Regions from separate parts of the Mus musculus genome. Here region 2 is linked to region 1. A link is a loop called in an ENCODE intact Hi-C map of the cell type or tissue named here. Cell type or tissue: heart. All regions are shown on one strand. Each heading gives the region's core, and the rest is flanking DNA. Links, peaks and the distances in the headings are about the cores only. Region 1 overlaps Kif13b (kinesin family member 13B). Region 2 overlaps Ints9 (integrator complex subunit 9).

Region 1 (8,331 bases), core at 155-8,154:
AACTGCTGACTTCTTATTTTTAGCTCCCTAACCTACCTTTGCATTTTCTATTTTCCCTCCTATAGACAGAGACTGGTGGAATGGCTGTGCGGGGGCTGGGGAAAACAACAGTTATGTAAAAAGAAAAATAAGCAAGTAAGGTTAAGTTCACAGGAACTCACAAAAAGGCTGAGAAAGTCGTTAAATAATGCTAAGAAAACAGTATCCCTAGTTGTTGGTCCTTTCCAGATAGACATTTTCTTCAGAGCACTGAAGTCGAACATAGATCAGTGTGGACAAATCCCCTAAGTGGGTAGGGAAATAAAGCTCACTCAGAGAAGCAGGAAGCCACAGGGAGATGTGAGCACCACAGCCAGAGCTGCTGGGCTGGGCTGCAGCTCACTGGAGCACACTTGTCTAGCATGCATAAGGCTCAAAGGATGGAAAGAGATGGACAGAAATGGGAGAAAAGGTGGGGGCTGCACACCACAGCAAGACTGATACTGAGATTTACAGCCCTTGTCCAGCATCAGAACACCACACACAGAGCACTGAGCCTATATCAGGGTGACTACACCCCGAAACATGATTGGCTAGATGTATAAAGGATTACCCTGTCACTGTGTTGTCAAGGTAAGCCTCTGGAAGCCACCTCTAACTTACCATTTAAGTCAAGAAATATAACAGGAATGTGGGTCTCCATCCCAGGCACTGGGGTCCTAAAACATGAAGAACAGGTTATATACAGTACCTGAGACACAGCAGTCCCTCAGGATCACATGTACCCTTGGGGACAATGGCCTGAGCAATGATGTCCCTCTAAGACAGTGTGACGAGGCTCGTGATTGACTGCAGGAGCCGTCCAGTGCTGGGGCATAGGAGCTCACTCTCACAGACTCACCACTTCACCAGCAGCCCGTCTAAAGCTTGCTTTCTTGACAAATGACATACTTAAGGGATCCTTGTGGCTTCTTGCTTTGCTATCTTTAATTCCAGTCAAGTGTCAGAGAACATTTGCTGACAGCACAGCTTAAGCACCAAAACCAAAAACTGGTTGAGATGCAGTTTTCTAACTGCATAATGACCTAACATTCTTTTAAGGGAACAAATGATCCAAGTAATTAACATATTAACTATTTTTTAATGCTAAGTGCAGTGGTACTAAATATTGATTTAAGTTCTCAGAAATCCTAATTACCTTGGCCAATAACAATATTATTTAATAAAAGTTTCAAGCCATAGTCATATCCAACTCATGAAAATAATTTAACAGTCTTTCAATATCTCAGTTCTCATTATGAACAATCCATTCATTAACAACATCACTGCAAAATACAAGTGGGAATCGAGGTGCCTGGTCATCCCTGAAGCTTTCAGAAGACACACTGTAGGACCTTACCATTCTGCAGGGGCCCCTGGAATGCCACTCCCAGCAGAAGGCACCATCACTGCATTTCTTTCCTCTGTGAGCGTCAGCCGCATCTCCAGGAGCTGTGCCTCTCGGTCAGCATCATCCTCAGTTTTGTCTAGAAGAGCAGAGTTAGGGTTAGGTCTAGCAATTCTGCTTGCTGTTCCCACATTTAGACAGATTTAGTGCAGGGCAGGGAGTACTGTGTGAGTATATGTGCATGCAGCAGAGGGAGGGAGGAATGGGGGAGAGGGAAATGTCCAACTTTTCTTCCTACCATGTTTACTGACAAGCTTCTGCAGTTGTTGATCCAAGTATTCTTGACGTTTGGTTAATGCATTGAGCCATTTTCTACGAAGCCGCTCTAAATCCCTATCCTGAAAGAAAATAGAAGAAGCCACACTCAATGCAATATCCAGGCCACACGCTTAAACTAGACACTCCCCAAATTAACTTTGCTCTCCTAACTCCAAGACATAAGCAGCACGCAACAACTATTTTTTTTCCCTTCTTTTCTTTTTCAAAGACAATGTCTCATAAAACCTAGACTGGCCTGGAACTCATCCACTATGGAGCTAAAGATGAAGTCAACCTGATGAGTCTCTGTTCCCACCTAAGAGTGCTGGATGACCACAGGCTTCTGTCACCATGCCCAGAATAATCGGGACATGAAAACTGAATGCAAGGCAAGCAGTCTACCACCTGAGCTTCGGGCCAGCCCAGCACGAACGGCCAACAAGTGACTCTACCTACAATTCAGATCACCACTCCCAGAGCAGGAAGCATTAGTGGACTCTAGAGTGGACAGGCCTTTAGGAATTGGTTCTCTTTGTACTTGCTTAACTCCACCCATGAGAAACAACATCTTCTGTGAGGCTGCCTGGCTGGACTAGAAACACAAACTGTACTTAACAAGCTTCAAATGTTCACTCCTCAGAACTACCAGAAAGAAGCTTTCAAGTGTCTAGCCACCTCCAATAGCACATGCGTCTACTCCTTGGGCATATTTGGGAGGTAGCAGTGGGCAAGACAACAGGGGTGGTTACTGACAGACTGAACCCCACCAGTCAGCACCTGCCAGCACGCCAGTCTGACTTCACTTCCTTTAGTAACATGGTTAGGGGCTGGTGGTTCAGAGGAATGCTGCAGATGTCAGTGTCTGGATTTCAACAGCACATTTAACCAAATAGCCTATGACATTCCTGTGGACAAGATGGAGAAAACGTGCTGTGCATCTCCTCTAAGTGCAATCACAGGGACCTCAAATACCACATCCAGAAAGCAGTGATGAATGGGATAATGTCTGTTTAAAAGAAGGCTCCATTCTCTTAGTTCATACTCTGAGTTCAACCCAGCTGATATGGTGAGGTTTTTCTCTTGCCTTTTTTTCTTTTAATCAGTGACTTATAGGAAAGCAGACATTTCTATCAAATTAGGATGATGCAAAGCCAGGAGAGTGACTACAGCAGATGACATAATCAGGCTCCAAAGAGCCTGGGCAGTTCTAAATGATGACAACAAGATGCAACTTCACAGACATAAACAAAATCTGGCACATTAGGAAAAGAAACGACAGAGAAACAAAACCTCCAAAACTAATGGACAGCTCAAGGAAGGGGGCATTCAGGGTGACCTAGTCTCACACATGTAAGACGCAGAAATAGATGTGCACGTGCATGTGCGCGCACACACCCATATATTCCCTAAGCCCATGGGTGACTCAGCTCAAGGGAATCCCAGGCAAGGTAGCTGGGAGGTGGCTTTGTAAATAGGCCAATGCAGTGTCCCTGATTAAGAAAGGACTTTGTCACAGGGTGTCCTAATCCTAGCCCATGAACCCCTACAATACACAGCCTTTCCATACTTTGTTTGACTTTTTGGGAAAAGCAGAATTGTTTAATTATCAAGTAGCAGTGCAGAAAGATCCTGGCCTGTGTAATTAAGTACTTGAATCAAGCTGATTTGATGAGGCCAACAGGTGCTCAATTACCTGGTAGCTGTCCATGTCCTCCTCTTCCTCCTAAAAGAAAACAACGTATTATGTAGAACCAAAACAATTATTTACCCCCACATCAGGCCTCCAACCACAACCACTATGTTCTCCCCCAGTTCCTGTCTTCTTGTCTAATTGATACATCACACCTTGGCCTCCCACCCAGCCTTACCAGCCATCCCATGTCGAAGCTGGTAAGACTTGGAGCTTCTAGGGGGGAGTGAAGAGGCTCCCCTGACCTTTTCAGACTCAGTACAATGATCTCCCTGCTGGGCTTACCACCCCCTACTCCAGGGGAAATCAAACACCCGCTGGCAAAGAGTCTTTACCAGCCAGTGGGGGTTCTTTAGAGGGGTGGGCCATGGGAGGAAGTTAATCACTGCTAGGCTTGGTGGTTTGCCAGGCTGAGAGGTTTTAACTCTCAGTTCACCACACAACAGGACAAAGCATAGTAACAGCCTAGTACAGGTGCTCTTGTCAAGACAGTGCACTGAAGGAGACACCAATGGTGGGGCAGGGGTGGCAGTCTCAAACGATTCTGCTCTGCTGTTGCCTTTCAAAAAGCACAGAGCAGGCCCAGAAACTTACATGGACATTCTCGTGGATCTTAGGGGACCGGAGTGGCCTAACTTTCACACACCCAATGCCAACTGACAATATGCACTCTTCCATCAGTGGTAAAGTTCCTGACTCCTGCACAGACTTCACTTCAACTTGAACTCGCCGAGACTGCCCCTGCAGCACAGAGATTTGGGAACATATACACAAACACACACAAAATCAGCTTCATGAGTTTCAAAACTCTGGTTTAGAGAGACCCCTATAGGCTGATATAGAAAAATGCAATTGGCTTTCATCTACCTCATAACTGTTAAGTACTAAAGCATACATTCTAACCTAGTCAGGAAAATGAATTTTCTTTCAAATAGACAGAAAATCAAAATGAGCATATTTTTCTATAATTCCTAAATAACTAGAAACTAAAAGAAAATTATTTTAATGAACAATAGGGGCTTGCTATATAGCTTTGCTATGTAGCTATGTAGCTCTGGCCTACCTACACTGGCCTAATTTTGAATTCAAGGCAATCCTCCTGGCTCAGCCTGGAAAATTCTGGTGCTGGTATGTGACAAAACACCAGGTAAATGAAAACTTACAAGCAAAGGAAATGCAAACAGTGTCTAATAAAAAGTGTTGAACTGAGCCAGGTGTGGTGGTTCACACTGTAACTTTAGTACTCCAGAAATTGGCAGGGAGATCTCCATGCTTGAGGTTATCCTGGGCTGCATAGAGTTCTGGGGCTACCTAATGAGACCTAGACTGAAAAAGGGCAACTTCCAGACAAGGCAACCATGAGAGCTTTTATTTCAACCTACTAAGTGAGAAGTTACTTCCAACAGAGATCATGGTTATGAAACAAATAATGTCAATCCTGTGGGACAGGGATTTAAACTGGCCAAGCTTGGTCAAGGGCTAAACTGTAAGTCACCTTTGCCCCAGCAACTGGACAATCAAGTACATGGATAAGTACTCTGAAGTGCCATGAAGAACAAGGTAGTAGACCTATATGGAATGTGAACAACTGTTTAAAGTGTGATGTCCTATAGCTGTCACTAAGCAACTGGTGCAGAAAAACACTTGCAGCCTACATATGTTAAAGCACAGGGTACCAAAGTTGGGATTCAGTCTTATTTTAAAGATAAGAACTGCCAGGCAGTAGTGATGCACACCTTTCATCCCATCCCTAGGGAGGCAGAGACAGGCAAATTTCTGTGCATTCTAGGCCAGCCTGATCTACAGAGCAAGTCCAGATCAGCCAGGGATACAAAGAGAAACCCTATCCTGAAACAATCAATCAATCAATCAATCAATCAATCAATACAAACAAATAACAAAAAAGATAAGAACTGACCTGTATACAATGCCCTTTTCACAGAATTAAAGAAATCAAGCTGCAAATGTGATCAGAACTGACCCTGCTTGGGTGTCCAGAACAAGCCCTGTGACTCCGCACACTTAGGCAGACACTGGGAAGGGTTCCTGGTATCCCCAAGCATGGTAGGAACAGAGAAGAGCATCTAAGCAACAGAACTTAAACATCCAATTTTAAGTCAATTACTTTTCCTCTCATCTAGAAATTAAGCTCCCAAGAGTTTTGCACAGCCAGGAACATCCACTCAAGCAGCCACAGGCTCGGACTAACAACATCTGATGGACAGTCACTGATCTGAACATTTCCAAGGAGTATGCATCTGATATTTTATGGGAAAAGTCACTCAGTAAACATGTTTTATTTCATTGTTATTATTATTACCCTTGTGTGTGTGCATATGAGGGTGAACATGCCATGGTCCACACTGCAGGTCAGATGACAACTTTACAGTCACTTCTCACCTTTCATCTTCACTAGGGTCCCAGAGACTGAATGTGGGTCTTCAGGCTTATGTGGCAAGCACCTTTACCCACTTTATTAAGTCTAAGGCCACTTCATCATTTCAGGTAGCTGCCTTCTGTCTCTTTAGCCTATCCTGAATATTTGAAACATAATATGGAAGACAGAGGAAGGCTTACTGTCTCAGAGAACACATTGGGACATTCTCTCAGCCACTACTCTGAATCCCATTCCTGCTATTGTGGTCCCCTCTGTTCCTGCAGCATCTCACCATGGTTACAAACATCCCTTACCCTGCTTCTGTGACAGCCTCTATCATCTCACTTCCCTCCTACAAGGGCCTTCGCTCAAGCAGAGCCCCACCTTGAGTCCTTACGCTGTCACCTGAGAGAGGAACCCTTTACCAAGCTGGAGTGTCTTTCTCAGCACTGAGGTGAGGATGCTCGTCCTTCGCTGAAGCCTTCCTGGCATCTCTGGACACTCTCCGTCAAGGGTCTGAGGTACAACTGACACTGACACATCCAGCTGACAGTAAGCTTCAGAAAAGGCACCGAGCCTGGCTTCCTAAGATGACTTCCTAAGGCCGCCAAGGAAAACGCCTAGGGAAAGATCTTCACCCTCAGAAATTCGTCTGTGTCTCCCTACAGTGCCATGTCTCTGCATAATACTGTAGCTGAGAATCCTTCCCTTTTGCTCTAAGTCTCTCACCTGTGGATGAAGGCATCAGAAGAAACTCATTTGCTTCCACCTTCTACATTAATCTGAAATTTAAATATTTAAGTGGACACTCTTTCCTTCAGCCATTCATGTTTTTCTCTGAATGCTTTTAACATTCATTTCGAAAGCAATTCTAATAATATGGGTTTTTAAAGATTTATTCTTTTTGTTTATGTGTGTGTGTGTGCCTTTGTGAATAGATGTCATGATGGAGGGCCCACAGACAGCCTAGGGATGGAGTTACTAGTGATTGGGAGCCATGTGACCTGGGCGCTGGGAATCAAACTTGAGAGCTGGCAGAGAAGAAAGTATTCTTAATCACTGAGCCATCTCTCCAGCCCCCTAGTGTTATATCTTAAAGTATGAAAACGCTAGAGAACAGCCTACTAGATTTTTGAAATGAGGCACAGTGTCGTAAAAAGAATACTTCCAATTATGTGTACCGATTACTCTGAGGTTTTCCACTGTCTATGATATGTGACATGAAAGCAGAAGAGAAGACGGTTTGGGAAAAGGAAGGATCAGCAAGAGGAGGGTATGTGGACATACACAGAAAACCTTCACAGTGAAGACTGAACAGATTAATTACATATGGAGACCTGCCCTGTCACTGTTGGTCAGCAGCACAGACTGACAGATGGCCACTCACCTGGGCGATCAGTGAGGGATCCATAGTCTACATTGCATGGACTCAGCCACACACACTCCTGCCATGTGTCAAGCACAGGGCTATAATTATACAACACTCTCCTAATTCTCATGCAAACCCACAACACTGGTGCTAACCCCTTCTCCGTGTTCCAGGTGAAGGAGCTCACAAGTACACTGCTAGGCCCCTGGAGGGCCAGCAGTGAGCCGGCAGTCCTCCCCTGCATATTCAGTGCTCTCTCTCTGTGCAGCTTTGAACTCATGTTCATGAGCACATGAAGCTGCCTGGTATGTCTGCCTTAAGTCCCACTCCTCAATACTAAGTTTTCCTGGAACACTTCTCGTTTTCAACCCAACAAGAAGGCTCAGCCAGTAAAGGTGCTTGCTTCAAGCCTAATGACCCGAGTTCAACTGTCAAGGCCCAAACAGCAGAGAGAACTCACTTTTCCAAGTTATCCTCTGACTTGCACTGCATCCTGTGGCATACAAACTCACACATATACAGACATATACAAAATAATAAAAATATTTTTCAAAAGGCTTATTTTTAACCCTTTTAGAAACTACTTTTAAAACATCATTAAGTAGTGAGACTTTTAACAATAGAAGAAAATGCCTATGACATAAGAGAATATTTTTATATAAAAAAATGGGATTGAAAATGAAAACCCAGGGAGATGGCTACATAAAGGACCTTTCCACTATCACCTAACACCCTGATTTCAAACCCCAGGACTATATGTTGAAGGAAAAGAGAAAACCAAGTCTCACAAGTTGTCCTCTGACTTCTACATGTGCACAGTGGCATTACCTATCCACAAACATACACAATAGATAAACAAATGCCAATACATTTAACTATTTCAGAGAAATGGGCTTGACCATCATCATTATTATTAAAAGTTCTGTTCAGGGGCTGGAGAGATGGCTCATCGGTTAAGAGCATTGACTGCTCTTCTAAAGGTCCTGAGTTCAATTCCCAGCAACCACATGGTGGCTCACAACTATCTATGATGGGATCTGATGCCCTCTTCTGGTGTGACTGAAGACAGCCACAGTGTACTCATATACATAAAATAAATAAATAAAAAAGTCTTTTTTAAAAAAGTTCTGTTCAAAAGAATCCACTATAAGCCATCGAGTGTCGAGGAATTTACTATGATGTCACAATGCTGGTACCTGTCGGAGCTGGAA
Region 2 (8,331 bases), core at 266-8,265, 230 kb before region 1:
TTATAATTTTTATCTTTTTTTAAGTGCAGAATCTCACTAGTAGCTCAGCTTGTCCTTGAACTTTTCTTCTGCCTCTGGTCCCCATCTCTCAGCTGTTAGAACCACAGGTGTGCACCATCATACCTTGAAATGCCTTATAATGACTATTAATTATGACTAAGGATTCTAACCTTATAAACATTTATATTAAAAATACCAGATATCAGAGTAGTTTCTTTTGAGGAATATTTTGCTTTAAAAATTCTCATTAAAAAATCTAAGGGGAATCTGAGAAAATTCTATTGCATGGGGTTTCCTTCCCTCCCAACTGCATCTTCTACACTATAGCAAACTGTAGTGCCAAAATGAAGACGGATGGTTGATGTCTTCTACATAAATTTTAGGGACATGTCAACTAAGGCAAGAAGCCGCACAACTGTCAAAAGCAAGAGTAATAGGATTCTTGAATATACATCCTAATAATAAATCAAATGTTAATTCAAACCAACTCCAAATGATTTAAGAGAATTTGTCAGATTTTTTTTGACCAATGAGCTTGAAGATGTTTAATTTATTGTTTTCTTTACTTGATGGCTTTATTACTAACTCAAGCTACTTAGGTGCATTAATTTCAGGCACTTGACCAAGATCTATTTTGAGAATCCCTATGTAGTTGGAAGTAAAATCTTCAATCCGACTCCCAGTGATTTGCTTGAATCACACAGGACTTTACTTTGACGTGTAAGTCAGCACTTTAAAATACATTTAAAAAACCCACTCATAAGCAGCCAGATTTGAGCTTCTTATTAAAAAAAAAAAAAAAAAGCAAACCAAAACTGAAAGAAAAAAGGGCAACAGTTCACATTCCTAACCAGCCAAGACACACTCAGTGCGCTTCAGCTGCTCCAATACAGGAGTGTGATAACTAGTCCCGGCCTCATCTCATGCCTCTATCCCAGGAAAGTCATGGATTGCATCACCTGGGCAAACATGGTATATGAGAGGAACCTAAAATAACAGGCATCCTTCAGGACCAGCTCCTTCAGCTGACCGAATGAAGCACTCCTAGAACCTAGCCAAGGCATAGCTCTAGAGCTCTGATGCTGGATGCCAGTTAAATAGGGAACTTTGGAAAAAAAATTCTAGTTCTTTTTCTAAAACCTATTTCCCCCCCCTGGGGTATAACAGCATGCTGCCCTCCTGTGTGCTCACACAGATGTGCTTACCATGTGTGGGAGGTAGAACCACAGATTGATACCAGATGTCCTCTATTATTTTCTACCTTGTTTTGGGGACAAAAATCTCACTGAACCTGGAGCTTGCTGTGTAGGCTGGACTTGCAGGCCCCCAGCTCCTGGGATCTGCCTGTCCCTGCCTCCCTTTCCTGCAGCAACGGAACACAGATAGACACCGAGTGCTGAGGTGAGAAACCATCCTTAAGGAACCATCACCAGCCTCAATGAGTGCTTCCATCTTAAAGCCAATCCTAATATTTGTGCTGAGTTTATTCAGGATAGAAAGAAAACAAAGCTGGGGCTTTTGTTTTATCACTTCTGCATAAGTAGACTATTCCCTTTGCCATCGATAACTAAGGTCCATCATGTGTCTCAAAGCCAAAATGAAAGTCCTGGTCAGGGCCAGAAGGCACACATTTATCTCCAGCAGTGTACTGTATCTCTGCTCCTCTTCCATGATACCCTTTCCTTTCTAGCCTTTACCCACCAGTGGTGAGCCACACTAACTCAAGAGATTTGCTGAGCATCTCATGACTAATGCCCAGGCCCCTGACATTATGCTTGCTTCTCTCAAGCGCCATTCACACTCTTCCTAATACACAGTGACATTACTCTGGGAGCCAGTTATTTTGTTATGTTTTAAAAAGAATGGGTAAGCAAGGGGAAAAAATGCCTCTTTTTGTGCTCAAGGTCACAGAAGAGGCAAATTAAGATTCAGAACTTCCTAAGACTTGGCCCAGGACTTGGGAAATCAGGAACACTGACCTTTGAATGCTGCTTCTGATGTGCCAAAACTATTTGCAGCTGAGTACATAAGAACATAAATAAACAAGAGGAAATACGTAAGGGAGGCCAAGGCATATGTGGTCTACTACAGGGAAAGAAAATACAGCCCCAAGACTCTTTTAAGGAGGCAGGTTGTCAGGACCTGGGGTCCCATGTGGTCCAGTGTGCTCGGGCAGAGAGTGGCACAGGAAGGGCTGAGAAAAAGGCAGCTGAGACTGTAAATGCCACACAAAGAGGGCAGTACCACTGTTGGAGAGTGGCCAGATTCAAGGAAGCCACTCAAACAGAGACAGGACACCTTGGGTATGGCACACCTAGATGATTCGGAGACACCTGCACACCATCCTACCAACCAAGGAGACGCCCAGAAGATCCCTGCAAGACAGGAAAAAGGGGCACAGAACACCTACTTCCATTCCCACCACATAAGGGGGGCTGCAGGATATGCCCTCAAAGACTGACTGAGCAGAGGGTGGAAGTGTGGACTCTGTAGCCTGAAATCACCTAAAAAGTCAGAACCTGTCGCTCACCATCAGATGACCCTGGGGAGTTACCAACCCTCTCTGTGGCACTTCTCTCCTGTAAACTCAATAATGCCACTGCTCATCTCATCAAAGCGTCAGTTCCTGCTGTAGGAACACATTTAGAGCAATGTCTGGCAGAAAAAGCCATCCATAGGTTAAGTAAGCAGTGTGTACAAGGAACACATAGAGGAGACGTGTGCCTAAACTCTGGAACACAAAAACGTGATAGCCCACATACATTTACAGGAAGACTGGTAAAATCTAAGACACTGACATTCCGAGGCCTGGTTGACTGCTATTATCATCATCATTATTATCAGCTGGGGACAAGGAAGCGATGGGCAGGACAGCTGGAGAAAGGGGCGGGATCAGGAATTCTCAGGAAGTCTAATGCAGTTTGACCCCCAGGCTCTCCATGCTAAGAGCAGAAGATGGGACCAGGGGTGAAGGCAGCCGTTGCTGGGGTTAGACACGACAGGTCAAGCTGACCGGTGTCCTCTACCGCAGGGCAGGTAAGAGTGCGTGGGTGTGGGATCAAGCCACCTCCATGCTCCTTCCATGGTATTTATCCTTTACCTTACCTCCACAGCCCAGTCTCTTGGTCCTTGCATGACACTCTACCTAAACTCTGGGGATGGTCACTAATCTCCCACTTTCCACATCCAAGGGCCTCATCTCCATTTTACTTGCTAGTTTCCTTAGTTATCTTTTGTTTGCATCTGGTTTCTAGCGCACAGCTCTTACATGGACTTAGAACTAGCTTATGCAGTCTAGGCTGACACAGCTTTTGGTCTTTCTGCCTCCCATTCCAGAGTGCTAGGATTACAGGCACATGTCACCACCCACAAGCCTGTGTTTTTGGAACCTTCCTATGTCCTGGCTCCCACTCGCCTTCCTCGTTACTACTTTGCAGCTCCCTTTATGCTTACCGATCCCTTTAACCCCACTCAGGCACCTCCCTGGAGCTGCAGTCTTCTTCAAGCTCACTTGCTTCCGCCTTAGTTCAGACCTTTGTCTTCTGGGTCTGACATGGCCCCCTGCTGGTCTCCCTGTCTCCATCTCTGCAGGCCTCACAACTCCCATGTTGCTTCCAGAGTTCCTTTCTTCCAAACCAAATGTGGTCATGTCATTCTCTTTACAGGCCTCCCTACTAATGACCTGCACACACTCAATGGTGCAAGCCTCAACCTCCCCTGTAGGAGACTGTATAACCTCATTCCAACCTGCCCTCCCTGCTTCCCTTCCCTACCCACCTATCAACACTGAATTTCTCACCATCCCATGACATGAAACCAGATACCTCTTCAACACAACTGTTGTGTGTGTGTGTGTGTGTGTGCGTGCATGCATGTGAGTGGTAGTGGTATGTGAACATGCATGTGTTTACTTGTGTGGAGACCCAAATCTGAAGCCACCAGTTCTGCCCAGTCTAGCCAGCGAGCTCCAAGGAGTCCATTTCTGCCTGTCACGTGCTGGGCTTGCTTGCTCACTCTTATGTGGGTTCTGGGGATTGAACTCTGATTCTCATGAATGAGGAGAAAATGCTTTATCCATCCAGTTACCTCTCCAGCCCCCGGCTTTTATGTAAGGAAATCTTTTCTTCGAGTTGATTCACATCATCTAAGAAATGTCCTCCTCAGCTTCCTTAAACAGCAAACATTATTTATTAAAAAAAAGATTTATTTATTGTGTGTATGTGATGTATGTACTTGGGTAAGTATGTGACAAGGCACATGTCAGAGGCCAATCTGTGAGGTGTGGATCTTTCCTACCACGTGGGACTTGGGGATCAAATTCAGGTCTACAGGCTTGGTGGCAAGCCCCTTTACCCACAGAGCCCTCTTGCCATCCCTAGCTCTTTACCTTCTGAGTGTCAACCACACTGTGGTGAGGACTCTTTAGACAGTCCTGGCAAGCCCTGAGTGACCTGGACCATTAGACCCCGGCCCTCCGTGGAGCCAGGTGCTCCCAAAGCTGCACAGCCCGCATGGGGCCTGAGTGTGAATTAAAGAAAGCCCTTCCACCTTCCACTCTAACCAGGTCTGTGCTGGAGTACAAAGGAGACTTGAGAAGCTCTGGAGCCAACAAGGAGAGGGCTGTTCTCACCGCTGTATATCCTTATTCTTCCACAAGGAGGCAGACTGGGCCTTTGGCACTCTTTCGATGAAATTCACCAGCTCTTCCATGAGAAGCCTGAGTTTAAACAAAGCATAAAGAACACTGAAGAACAATTTGCTGCAAACACTACAGCCGGGAATGGTGGATTTGCCCCCTTTTCACTAGCCTGTCTCATGAGATAGGCGTTTCAACTGATGTAAGAAGCTGACACATAGTTTGGGAATCAAAAATGCTCCAGTTAGAGCCGTGGTTCTCAACTTGTGGGTCTTGACCTGTTTGGGGACGGGAGAGGGGGCATGAGAATGACCCCTTCACAGAGGTCATACATCAGCTAGCCTACATGTCATATATTTACATTACAACTCATAACAGTAGCAAAATTACAGTTATATTAAGTAGCAACAAAAATAACTTTAGGGCTGGGGGGGTGTCACCACAACGTGAGGATCTGTATTAAAAGATTGCAGCATTAGGAAGGTTGAGAACCACTAGCATAGAGGGAGACATCAAGAACTAATTTGAAAGCTGCCCAAAAGATCTGCAGTGAGACAGACCTCTGCCATTCTGAGATGGAATACCCAAATACAGCTAAGGGAGCCCAAGGAGCACTGTACTCAGCTGGCTCACGGCTACACAGACATTGACAGCACCCTGAAAACTAGATGATAATCAAACAGCTAGAAGTAGAGCCAGACCTGGCAGCTCATCTCTGTAATCTTACCACTTGGGAGGCTGAGGCAGGAAGATTGCCATGAGTTCTAGAGTAGCCTAGGCTACATAGTGAGTTCTAGGCTAGCCTGGGTTTCAGAATGAGACTGTCCTCCAAAAAAACAATATATCCACCTTCCTACCCACCTAGAAATACATTTTCAATATCTGAATCCAGTTCATGCTAATACAGAACACAGGGTAATATCCTCTCTGTATCAATTTAGAGACAACAGCAACAAGTAAGTTTACTGGCAAACCCAAACACGTACACTTCACATCCATCTGTTTCCCTAACTACTGTCTCCTTCTCGAGGCAGCAGTCCTGGCTCCAGCACCCCAAGATTTGAGGCCCAGGTTCATGCTCCTTGATTGCCATTGTTTGCAGACTACGGGACTTGTAATGCTTTCTCTCAACCAGGCTGCTGTCTTGTTTTCCTATAATGGCAATTTCGGGTCCCTGGAATCCCTTCCTGTTTTTGTATAAGCTGTAGGTCACGTTTTCACACTAAAGGTTCTGTTTTATTTCTAATCACTAGCTCATCTTGTTGGGTATCTGTAAGACACTAGAGTACAATCTAACAGTTTATAGTACAATCAACCCTGTATATTGGATCCTGAAAGCTTTACCTTATACTGTTATTTCAAAGCAATACATTATGTGTGGATTTTTTTTCTTCAGTAATAATTTTCTTTCTAGGTTTTTTTCCTTTCCTTTTCTCTAAGTAACTGATTCTATGGTAATGTATACCATCCGCCTACACTGTAAAGGCTTAGCTGGGGTAAGAAGAAAGGACAACCTTCTTGGTTGACTGAAGACTGTAATTTTTGATTACTCTTCTTCCCTTGTTTTCTACAAGTTTCTATTTATAGTCCTCAGCAAATCATGAAAAAAAGGGGATCTTTCCAAAGCAAAGTAATAAAGTTTTTTCTTTTTCTTCTTCACTTAAATAAGCAAAGTTCTGTTGCTCTGACACTTTCTGCTCTGGATCTTTGTGGCATCTTCCTAAGCCTCTGACCTCTTCAGTACCATTTACAGAGGAGCTGCCTATGAACAGCTATGCTGAAAGAAAGACCCAGACACTACCAGGGGTACCCATCTCTAGGCATCTCCGGTGAGCATTCCTGTGTCTAGAGAGTGGCATACTCATCTTTGTCCTGGGAAATAAATTACACATTTCTGGTATCACACCCCACAGTGGCCACAGAAGGAGCTTGGCAGCCACACCTCTCACCTGCCGATCTGCATGGTGGGTTCTGTGGCATACACTGTGCCTGTGAATCCTGTGTGCTCGGTGATGTAGGGCAGCGCCATCATGCAGTGGTAGTTAGAGATGAGGATCACATCGACTGTAGACAGGTCTATTAGCTCGGTCTGGAGAGAAAGGGAGGGTGATGTGCGTCTGTGCCAGGGCACATAGAGCAGCAGGACGGGACTGACAAATGATGCTGTCAGAATGTAGAGTAGTAGCTCTGCTTCTTCAGAATAATGAGGCCTTTCCCGCAACACCACCCCTCTCTCACCGTGGATGTGTCCTAATACTGACAGCTGACAGCTGGGCAAAACGGCTAGCCGCGAGAACACGGCCAGCTTACCAGGATCACTCTGCTCTATACATTTAGCAAACTGGTCTTCAAAAGGCAAATAGAGAGACAACTACTTTTACTTTCTTTTTTGTTTTAAGTTTTTGACTTTTCATTGTCTGGCTACCATACTCCTGAGATAGGTAACGAGAAAGAGAATTGCAGTGACTTCTTCGAACTCTACAGGGGTTTTTATGATCCCGCTTCTCTGCCTTACCACCTAACAAGCCTTGGCATACTAGTGGGGGATGGGAGGTGGACTCAAGCATAGACTGTAGGCATAGCTAGAAACTGCAGCTCACAGCCAGCAACTCTCCTGCACAGAGGAGCTAACCCTTAACCATGTGATATACAGAGATTAAGCATAGCTGGGTCACAAGAGTGTGTAAGGTAGAGTGGCTTGTGTAGCTGTTAGTCCTGCTCAGAAGTAACAAAGATATCGATGACATAAGCAAACAATAAGCAGTGTGGATATCTACCTGGGGTGTGGGTATTTTCTGGCTGAGTGACTTAGCATACAAATAATTTAATAAGTCTGCCAGTATTGCCAGCATGTGAGTAAAGGACACTAGTGCCTCACTGCTAGAACAGTGGCATCTATGCTGTTGTGTAGGGAATTTCCTCTTAGACTAAATATTCCTTCTCAGATGAGATGCAGAGGGCTGTCAGGGACTGGAAACATTCCATTCTGCAGGGGAGTTCATTAAAATTCAGGAAGCAAACAACACAAGGCTTAAGGAAGTCCCTGAAACTGACCTGATTTACTAGGCTCCTCCTTCCCCAAGCTTATAAACAGGAAGGACACTACTGAGGACACTTTCAGATTAGCAGAATTGTCTGAAAGATGCTCAGGCAAACTGAGTTTTCTCAAAGATACACTCCGGGACTTGTCCAGTTACCTGTAGGTTGTGCAATACATTCCAGGTTTCTATCATTGGTGAGCCACCATCCATGTTGTGGTGGGAATTTGGTAATGTGTCATTGAGTCATTTCTGTCCTGCACATAACCCCTCACCAATGTTCCTTCAAATATGACCAGTAAAACTCATTGGTTTACCAAGATGGACTGTTGTGGCATTCTTACATTGGTTTATTATTGGTTCCCTCTCTGGGGAGAGTTCTTTCCATGGCATATGGAAAGAACAAACCTAACATCAATATCCCACATCTATTAGCCTTAACACCGCATTTTGCCCTGTGCTTGCAAGACATCATGCCCTCAAGATGGAGGTGGTTGTACTCTCTGCTGCCTTTGGAACCACTTTTAAATAAGGAAATTCAGACGGAGTAGCAGAGGGACAAATGCAATGGCAGTTAAAGCAACACTGAAGCTCACATGTAAGGACATGAGAGGCAGCCTAAGTGTCCTCTTTAAAATATAACAATCAGCCCCAGAG

What was found. Peaks named below come from ENCODE experiments on the same cell type or tissue, not always from the same donor. Only the 100,000 strongest peaks of a DNase experiment are listed, where the experiment ranks them.
Region 2: a loop joins it to region 1, with 4 times the contacts of the local background. A loop is called at or near these places in 12 of 42 quality-filtered maps.

What each region holds. Positions count from the first base shown.
Region 1 is chr14:64,760,787-64,769,117 of GRCm38, reverse strand. It overlaps Kif13b (kinesin family member 13B), which reads right to left. Exons shown (of 40, transcript NM_001081177.2): 24 at 8,317-8,331; 25 at 3,969-4,115; 26 at 3,378-3,407; 27 at 1,665-1,764; 28 at 1,379-1,505; 29 at 643-698. Among named protein-coding and RNA genes, the nearest start is that of Gm26225, 11 kb to the right of the region's middle. In heart, for the core only: a CTCF peak has its summit at 4,211; no DNase peak of the experiment used is centred there; H3K27ac peaks cover 283 bases.
Region 2 is chr14:64,991,368-64,999,698 of GRCm38, reverse strand. It overlaps Ints9 (integrator complex subunit 9), which reads right to left. Exons shown (of 17, transcript NM_153414.5): 5 at 6,586-6,725; 6 at 4,631-4,717. Among named protein-coding and RNA genes, the nearest start is that of Ints9, 45 kb to the right of the region's middle. In heart, for the core only: a CTCF peak has its summit at 4,647 (motif pointing right); no DNase peak of the experiment used is centred there.